Linked DNA regions of Homo sapiens: regions 1 and 2 are each linked to region 3. Evidence: chromatin contacts called from ENCODE Hi-C or POLR2A ChIA-PET data. All regions are on one chromosome and are shown on one strand. The core of a region is the stretch at or near the end of the contact, and the rest is flanking DNA. Distances in the headings are between cores, read along the strand shown. Region 1 holds the start of PHYHD1 (phytanoyl-CoA dioxygenase domain containing 1). Region 2 holds the start of DOLPP1 (dolichyldiphosphatase 1). Region 3 holds the start of DYNC2I2 (dynein 2 intermediate chain 2).

What was found. A loop is a pair of places that touch in the nucleus more often than their neighbours do. ChIA-PET counts read pairs that join two places held with the same protein, here RNA polymerase II (POLR2A). Pooled maps may share reads with other maps.
Region 1: a loop to region 3 is called in a map with no recorded cell type, with 2.4 times the contacts of the local background. The contact joins the promoter of PHYHD1 here to the promoter of DYNC2I2 in region 3. A Hi-C loop is called at or near these places in 8 of 168 maps with a recorded cell type or tissue (B cell, CD14-positive monocyte, CD4-positive, alpha-beta T cell and 4 more), 27 of 37 single-sample maps with no recorded cell type and 16 of 50 pooled maps. POLR2A ChIA-PET finds 5 or more read pairs at or near these places in 8 of 52 experiments (CD8-positive, alpha-beta memory T cell, Caco-2, H1 and 4 more).
Region 2: a pooled map shows a loop between it and region 3 (8-fold over the local background). The contact joins the promoter of DOLPP1 here to the promoter of DYNC2I2 in region 3. A Hi-C loop is called at or near these places in 10 of 50 pooled maps. POLR2A ChIA-PET finds 5 or more read pairs at or near these places in 2 of 52 experiments (RWPE1 and activated B cell).

The regions. Positions count from the first base shown.
Region 1 is chr9:128,919,532-128,922,231 of GRCh38, reverse strand. PHYHD1 (phytanoyl-CoA dioxygenase domain containing 1) reads right to left here and starts at 1,250. Exons shown (of 13, transcript NM_001100876.2): 1 at 564-1,250; 2 at 185-302.
Region 2 is chr9:129,079,731-129,082,430 of GRCh38, reverse strand. DOLPP1 (dolichyldiphosphatase 1) reads right to left here and starts at 1,320. Exons shown (of 8, transcript NM_020438.5): 1 at 1,224-1,320. The coding sequence starts at 1,299. RefSeq lists a silencer at 893-1,622.
Region 3 is chr9:128,655,435-128,658,134 of GRCh38, reverse strand. DYNC2I2 (dynein 2 intermediate chain 2) reads left to right here and starts at 1,288. Exons shown (of 9, transcript NM_052844.4): 1 at 1,288-1,594. The coding sequence starts at 1,409. RefSeq lists enhancers at 588-1,231, 1,049-1,258, 1,232-1,876 and a silencer at 1,439-1,768.

The DNA of each region.
Region 1 (2,700 bases), core at 1-2,500, 260 kb before region 3:
CCCGGAGAAAACCCGGTCCCACCACCCAACCCTCCTTCCCTAGACACAGCCAGATCAGCCTGTGACCTCCAGGCTAATCTCCCCCACCCCCACAACTAATCCAGGATTTGCCCTTTCCCATCTCCAAGGATTTTATCTGCTTCCTCTGTGTTTCTTCTGGAAACCACCCCCCACCACTGCTTACCAGGTGCCGGGAAATTATGCTGTGAGAGGGTCAGGCCAAGCAGCTGGGCTGAGTCCCAGTCCAGGCGCCGCCATTCCCTGTGACTCTGAGGAACGCCTGCCTCTCTCTAGGCCTCAATCTGGATAGAATGGGATGCAGGGTTGGTCTGGGGGATGTGCGGCACCCCCCTTCTCCAGGTAATGGGCATTCCAAAGGTGGAAGAGGTCCTGGGGAGAACTATCTGGGCCCCTCCCAGCACCGATCTGAAACCCTCTCGGTCCTGGGAGGATTATGGAAGGGAATTAACGCATCCATCTGCAGCTCAGACGAAAGTAGGAGACATGGGGTATCTTAGTAGGAGGAAGGGGCTGAGGAGAGAGAGATGCTTCCTGTTACCCACCCTCAGGCCCAAGATACTTGGCATCTCAAGTCGGGCTGGCACAGTGGAGCTGGGGTCAGAACAACACCTGCAGGCCGGGTGCGGCGGCTCGGGCCTGTAATCCCAGCACTTTGGAGGCAGAGGCGCGCGGATCACGAGGTCAGGAAATCGAGACCATCCTGGCTAACACGGTGAAACCCCGTCTCTACTAAAAATACAAAAAATTAGCCGGGCGTGGTGGCGGGCACCTGTAGTCCCAGCTGCTCGCGAGGCTGAGGCAGGAGAATGGCGTGAACGCGGGAGGCGGAGCTTGCAGTGAGCCGAGATTGGGCCACTGCACTAGAGCCTGGGCGACAGAGCGAGACTCGGTCTCAAAATAAATAAATAAATAATAAATAAAAATACCAAAAACTAGCCGAGCATGGTGGCAGGTGCCTGTAGTCCCAGTTACTCGGGAGGCTGAGGCAGGAGAATCGCTTGAACCCAGGAGGCGGAGGTTGCAGTGAGCCGAGATCATGCCACGGCACTCACTCCAGCCTGGACGACAGAGTAAGACTCCATCTCAAAAAACAAAAACAAAAACAAAAAGAGAGAATAACACTTGCACACCACCACCCTTCTCAGCTTGCCCTGCTCAGCAGCTGGCAGGGCCACTCGCTGGCTCTGAAAAACCGGCTGCTGCCTTCCCCAAAATGATGCCTTCTGAATGGCGAAGGGACAAAGTGTTTCAGGAGTGTGCATGGGGACACTGCTCAGCCCTCAAGAGCCTTGGCCTCGAGTCAAGTCGTGTTTGCTGGGCCACCGCTCTGGGAGCTGCTGCTTGGTCCAGGCCGTCCGGGGGGCAGGGGGGAGCAGTAAGTGCAGCTCAGGCTCCTGGTTCAGAGGGGTTAGGCTGGGTGAGGGGCAGGCAGATGACAGAACCACGAGGTTCACTAGAGGCAGGATGTGTTCCCAGCTGTCCTTAACCCTTCTGATGCAACTGCCCAACAAAGACAGATGCCTACCATGTGCCAAGAACACTGAGGTCCCCTCGGACTGGGCCAGCCATTCCCCTGGGAGCCCCCACAGAAGGCTTGTAGTAGAGACTCAGTGAAGCAGACTGTGTTTGCGTCCCAGATGTTCAGGCCTTACTTTCCCAGTCTGTAATTTGGGGCTAGCAGTAGGATCCCCTGTGAGCAGTAAATAAGATGAATGCTTCGCAGCTGATAAAGAGCTTGGCACCAGGCCTGGCGCTGAGTAAGTGCCTACCAACTGGTGAACAAGTTGTTCACCAAATGTTAGCAGGGGCTGTTCTGAGTGGAATATTATTTATTTATTTATTTTTTATTTTATTTATTTTTTTTGAGATGGAGTCTCGCTCTGTCACCCAGGCTGGAGTGCAGTGGCGCAATCTCAGCTCACTGCAAGCTCCGCCTCCCGGGTTCACGCCATTCTCCTGCCTCAGCCTCCCCAGTAGCTGGGCCTACAGGCGCCTGCCACCACGCCTGGCTAATTTTTTATATTTTTTAGTAGAGATGGGGTTTCACCGCGTTAGCCAGGATGGTCTCAATCTCCTGACCTTGTGATCTGCCTGCCTCGGCCTCCCAAAGTGCTGGGATTACAGGCGTGAGCCACCGCGCCCAGCTGGGTGGAATATAATTTAAACAATTTTTTTGAGCTTCCAAAATTGCTGTTACAATCAGAGAGAAGACCACCACAGTGGTTTTAGGCAGAGTGGAGAGCCCTGGGTGGGTGGGGGAGGGGGAGGGGAGAGGCCCAGCCTCCCACTAACTGTTCATTCTGCTCAACTTTGGGAAGTGGGTGGGCGGTGTTTCTACATGGTGGTTTTTTCCAAATGTAAACCAGCTCCAGATCGAACTCTCCTGCTCCAGGCGCTGGACAGCCTCAAGGCCAGGGTGGGGGCGGGAGTGGGGTCGGGGGGTGGTGGGAAGGGTACCAAACTGGGGGAGGGACCTCCACCACGGAAACAGAAAAGAAGGCCCCAGCCCGGCAGTCACAGTCCAGCTGCTCAGCCTGTCAGCCCATGGCAGGGGGAGAAGAGGGAGGGAATCTTGGCTCAGGCCTGAGTTCACCTGGAGGGGTCAGAGTCCCCGTGGAGGGAGGAGGGATAGACTCTGTCCAGTTGTAGAGGAGGTGCCCAAGCAGCCACCCAGGCCTC
Region 2 (2,700 bases), core at 71-2,570, 420 kb before region 3:
GTTAAGCATTCTAAAAACCAGAGCTAGCCCAGGGCCTAGCACTCAGAAGTGTTCAGTGGATATTGACTGAATGAATGAATGGATGAATGAATGGTAGACAGGCAGGCAGGCAGGGCCCAGGACCTGGCAGGGCCATACCACCCCCAGTACAACCCAGAACACCAGCGTCAACGTTCTTTGGCATTCAGTCCTGGTGCCCTCAGCGGACCCAGGTTCTCACATCTCGCAAGACAGCAGCATGAGCAGGCCCTTCCCAGGCAACCAGGGCTCAATGAGGGGCTCCAGCCTTCCCTGGCACTCAACCATCTTACCCAGGGAGGGTCTTGCAAGGTGGGATAACATTAACTGCAGGTATTTACTGAACGCTTACTGCATGCCGGGCACTGTACTCAGCCCTTCTTGTGCCTCCTGCTATTTGATGCTCATACCATCACCAGAAGGTAAGCACTGTAATCAGTCCCACTTTAGAGATGAATTAACTTAAGCAGAGGCAGGCACCTGCACAAGGCCTCAGCCTCAACTGGAGCCCAGATGGGTCTGACCCCCACGCCCAGGCTCTGCGCCACTCTTACTAGACAGCCTCCAGAACGCCGCTAATGGACCTCTCAACTGGAAAGCCCTGCACTTCGAGAGGTGTGTCTGATGGGAAGCAACAGAAGTCAAGTTCCCGGAGGCTGCCCGCCCCCTCATCGGGTCCTCTCTGTTGTGGAATCGTGCCCTGCTCAGGGCGTGGCACCACAAGTACTCAAAAGCCTGGCTTCGGCTTGCACACTCCCAGCAACGGGGAGCTCTTTCTCTTACAAGCAGCCCAAAGCACTGTTCGAAGGAAACAAGACACTCCCTGCACGCTGGAACAGGAGTGCGGCCTCTCTGGGACAGGGGAGGGCGGGGAAGAAGGGCCAAGGTCCAGGCCAGGGATCTTTTCTCGCCTCACACAGATCCTCAACCCATTTCAGCCCACCGGCGCCCCGGGACCCGGGGGAGCGCCCTGGCCGCGCAGCCGCAGAGTGCGCGAGCGAGCGCCTCACAATTTCGCCCAGCTCATCCTCGCACCACTGCGCCTGCGCGGCGCGCGCGCCGGCCGAGCCCCTCCGTGGTTCACTATTTGACAGTTCCCACCCCGGTCCCCCGGCGCCCCCTCCGCGGGCTCGAGCAGGCCGGAGCGCCCGGGACTGAGAGGCCGTCCCTGGGAAGGCGTCCTTGGAGCCGGGACCGCCTTTTACCTGCAGGATATTCGACGTGGGTGAGGGTCACCGGCCGCCATGAAGCGGGGAGCGAGCACTGTCCGTCCGCTGCCATCTTACCCGGAGACCGGGCTTCTTCGAGCAGCCAATGGGGAGCCAGGGGGGCGGTGGTCCTGACCTATCACGCCGGGGAGGCGCCGTGCACCCAATCGGAGGCCAATATAGGTAGCGGCGCAGCCATTCAGCGTGCAGGCCGTGGGGGCTGGCCCGAGCGGCGAATCAGAGAGCGGGGCCCCTGGGAGCCAACGAGCCGCCCCAGCTGGCGCCCAATCTGGGGCGAGCGCAGGTAGGCATCTGGCCAATCAGAGAAGGGGAGGGTTCCAGCACCGAACAGGGAGCATAACAGCCAATCAGAAGGTGAGGCTGCCTCAGCTTGTGGGCAGGGCGGGCCAATCAGGCGCTGGCTTTGGGGGCGTGTTGAACTTTGGTGGGAGCTTTGGTTCGGCTGGGACCTGCGCCCTGAATGAAGGCTTCCCTGGTACCCCCTGCCGATCCGCGGTCTTGGGGACCTGCGCGTCCGATAGCGCGTGCTCGAAGAGGAGAGGCAACCTCAGCTCCAGGGGGTTTGAACCGACCCACTTTCAGTTACGAGTAAACTGAGACCAGAGAGCAGAGGGGGCTTATTTCCCTCTGCCCCATACTGGCCGGCGAAAGGGCAAGTCACACAGAGCAGGCGACCTTTTTGTCAAAAGTGTGTGGGGCGGGGCGCGCAGTAGGCGCCCTAAACGCTGGACTGAACAGAGAAGCTTAATTGATACTTAAGAGTGGAAGCTTAGCTACAGTTAAGGACTCCTTCCTCCTTTCATTCATTTAATAAAGATTTATTGATTCAGTCACGTCTATGCTACTTAATGAGGCGTCTTGGGAGCATTTCAAACAAGAAGTCGGTTTTCCACCTACCCCTCAGTTTTCCCAAGACATTCCTGCGTGAACAGCCACACCTTCCCACCCGCCTTCACCTCTCCTACCCGACTCTGTCTCTGGCTGGATTGGATTACAGTGCAGGTAAGGTGGGCTGGGAGGGCTCAGCCTCTTGTCTCCTGCCGCTAGCATGTGCTGTTTTTGTCTGTTTGTTTGTTTTTTGAGACAGGGTCTTGCTCTGAGGCCCAGGCTGGAGTGCAGTGGAACGATCTTGCTCAGCCTCCTGGGTCCAAGTGATTCTCCTGTCTCAGCCTCCCGAGTAGCTGTGACTACAGGCGCGCACCACCGCATCCGGCTAATTTTTGCATTTTTAGTAGAGACCGGGTCTTACCATGTTGGGCAGGCTGGTCTCGAACTCCTGGCCTCAGGTGATCCACCTGCCTCGGCTCCCAAAATGCTGAGATTACAAGCGTGAGCCGCCATGCCCAGCTAATTTTTTTTTTTTTTTTTTGAGACGGAGTCTCGCTCTGTTGCCCAGGCTGGAGTGCAGTGGCACGCCCGGCTAATTTTCGTACTTTTCGTAGAGACGGGGTTT
Region 3 (2,700 bases), core at 39-2,538:
AATTTTTTTATTATTTTGTTGTTATTATTATTATTATTTTGAGACAGGGTCTCACTCTCTTGTCCAGGCTAAAGCACAGCGTGGTTCAATCAGGGCTCTCTGCAGCCTCAATTTCCCTGACTCCAGGGATCCTCTCACCTTGGCCTCCGGAGCAGCTGGGACTACAGGTGTGTGCCACTATGCCTGGCCAATTAAAAAATTTTTTTTTGTAGAGAGGGAGTCTTGCTGTGTTGCCCAGGCAGGTCTCAAACTCCTGGGCTCAAGTGATCCTCTTGCCTTGGCCTTCCAAAGTGCTGGCCATCTCGTCTGGCCTATTATTATTTTTTTAGAGATAGGGTCTTGCTCTATCACTCAGGCTGTAGTGTAGTGGTGTAATCATAGCTCACTGCAGCCTCAAACTACTGGACTCAAGGGATCTTTACACTCAGCCTGCCGAGTAGGTGGGACTACAGGCACGTGCCACCATGCCCAGCTAAGTTTTAAAACATTTTTTTTGTAGAGACGGGCTCTCACTATGTTGCTCAGGCTGGTTTCGAACTCCTGGCTTCAAGCGATCCTCCTGCCTTGGCCTCTCAAAGTACCGGGATTACAGGTGTGAGCCACCGCACCTGGCCTATTTGTTTATTCTTTATTTTTATTTTTTAGTCCTCAGGTCAGAATCTCCAGTTTTTTTAATTCCGGTGGGGCGCGCGGAATGGCAGAACGACATAATATAGTATAAAAAGCAATTCTTTCCTCAGGGTGAGAACTTAATAAGAAAGAGACGTTCTGGGCTCTTTGCCTGACACACAGTAGGCACATTATTTAGTTATTTGCTTTTAATTTCGATTTAATAAGCATGTTTCTGTAGAAGACCTCATTTGGGCCTCCCAGCTTTTTAACCACATTTAGGATCTCCGTAGGAATATTTTTCATCATCATTCTATTGAGACAGAGACTGAGGATTAAAGGGAGATCACTTGGCTTCGAGGTGACAGCCTGTTCGAGTGGCGCGGTTCTCGGATCTGCTGGAAGAATCAGCTGCTCAGCCAGATCTGCGCTCCCAGGCCCAGACCTCGCGGGCCGGCCACGGCCGCAGGCTGCCGCCCTCTCTTCGCTTCTGCGCTTGGCTGCTCAGCGCCATCTTTGAACCTGGCACCAATGCCTCACTTCCGCAGTTTCCTCGCCCAGGAGTAGCGCGCCTACTCTTAGAGTGCTTTTTCTGGGGACAGGGTATGCAAAACCGGTCATGCTTCTCTCTCTGGCCGAGAAGAATCGTTACTTTTCTTTCTTCCAGGTCTTGCAGGAGGCGCTGCGACCAATTCAAACATGGCGCCGTCAGCCTCACATTCCCCGTTTTCCGCTCATGGCGGCGTAGGGGCGGAGGTCGCGCCTGAGTGCGTCCGCACGAGAGGGCGGAACCGTCTCCATGGCAACCCGCGCGCAGCCGGGGCCACTCAGCCAGGCGGGAAGCGCTGGTGTTGCGGCGCTGGCGACAGTCGGGGTTGCGAGCGGCCCGGGGCCGGGGCGGCCAGGGCCGCTGCAGGACGAGACCCTGGGTGTGGCGTCCGTGCCCTCGCAGTGGAGGGCCGTCCAGGGCATCCGCTGGGAGACGGTGAGGGCGCGGGCCCCGCGCGGAGCGACGCGGGCGGGAAGGCGGGGTCGCAGCGCGGCTGCCGGGCGGGTTCGGGCGTCCCACCGTGGCTGCCGGGCGGGTTCGGGCGTCCCACCGTGGCTGCCGGGCGGGTTCGGGCGTCCCACCGTTTGCCTTTACAGTTTATTCCACAGAAACTGACCCAGAGGATACTTTCGGCCCATTTTTTAACAACAAAAAGTGGAAAAACAAAACACCTCCAAGGATCCCACGTTTTGAAGGATTTTGTGTGAACTGTAGTTTTTAAGCATTTCAAACAACTTTTTTTGGTTTTGTTTTGTGTTTTTTTTTTTGAACAGGGTCTCGCTCTGTCGCCCAGGCTGGAGTGCAGTGGTGCGATCTCGGCTCACTGCAGCCTCAGCCCCCGGTGCTGAGCGATCCTCCCACCTGCGCATCCAGAGTATCTGGGACCTCAGGCGCGGGCCACCACGCTGGCTGTTTATTTATTTATTATCTTGTAGAGATGGGGTCTCCATGTGTTGCCCTGGCTGGTCTCCAACTCCTGGGCTTAAGCTGTCCTCCTTCCTCGGCCTCCCAAAGTGCTGGGATTACAGGTGTGAGCCACCGCGTTCAGGCTTTTTTTTTTTTTTTTTGAGACAGTCTCGCTCTGTCGCCCAGGCTGGAGTGCAGTGGCGCGAACTCGGCTCACTGCAAACTCCGCCTCCCAGGTTCACGCCATTCTCCTGCCCCAGCCTCCCCAGTAGCTGGGACTACAGGCGGCCGCCAGCACGCCTGGCTAATTTTTTTGTATTTTTTAGTAGAGACGGGGTTTCACAGTGTTAGCCAGAATGGTTTCCATCTCCTGTCCTCGTGATCCGCCCTCCTCGGCCTTCCAAAGTGCTGGGATTACAGGCGTGAGCCACCGCGCCCGGCCTTCTTTTTTTTCTTTTTTTTGAGACAGAGTCTCACTCTGTCGCCCAGGCTGGAGTGTAGTAGTGCCAGCTACTTGGTTTCGGCGCTACTTGGTTTCTTTCTCTTTTTTTTTTTTTTGGAGACGGAGTCTCGCTCTGTCGCCCGGGCTGGAGTGCAATGGCGCGATCTCTGCTCACTGCAAGCTCCGCCTCCCG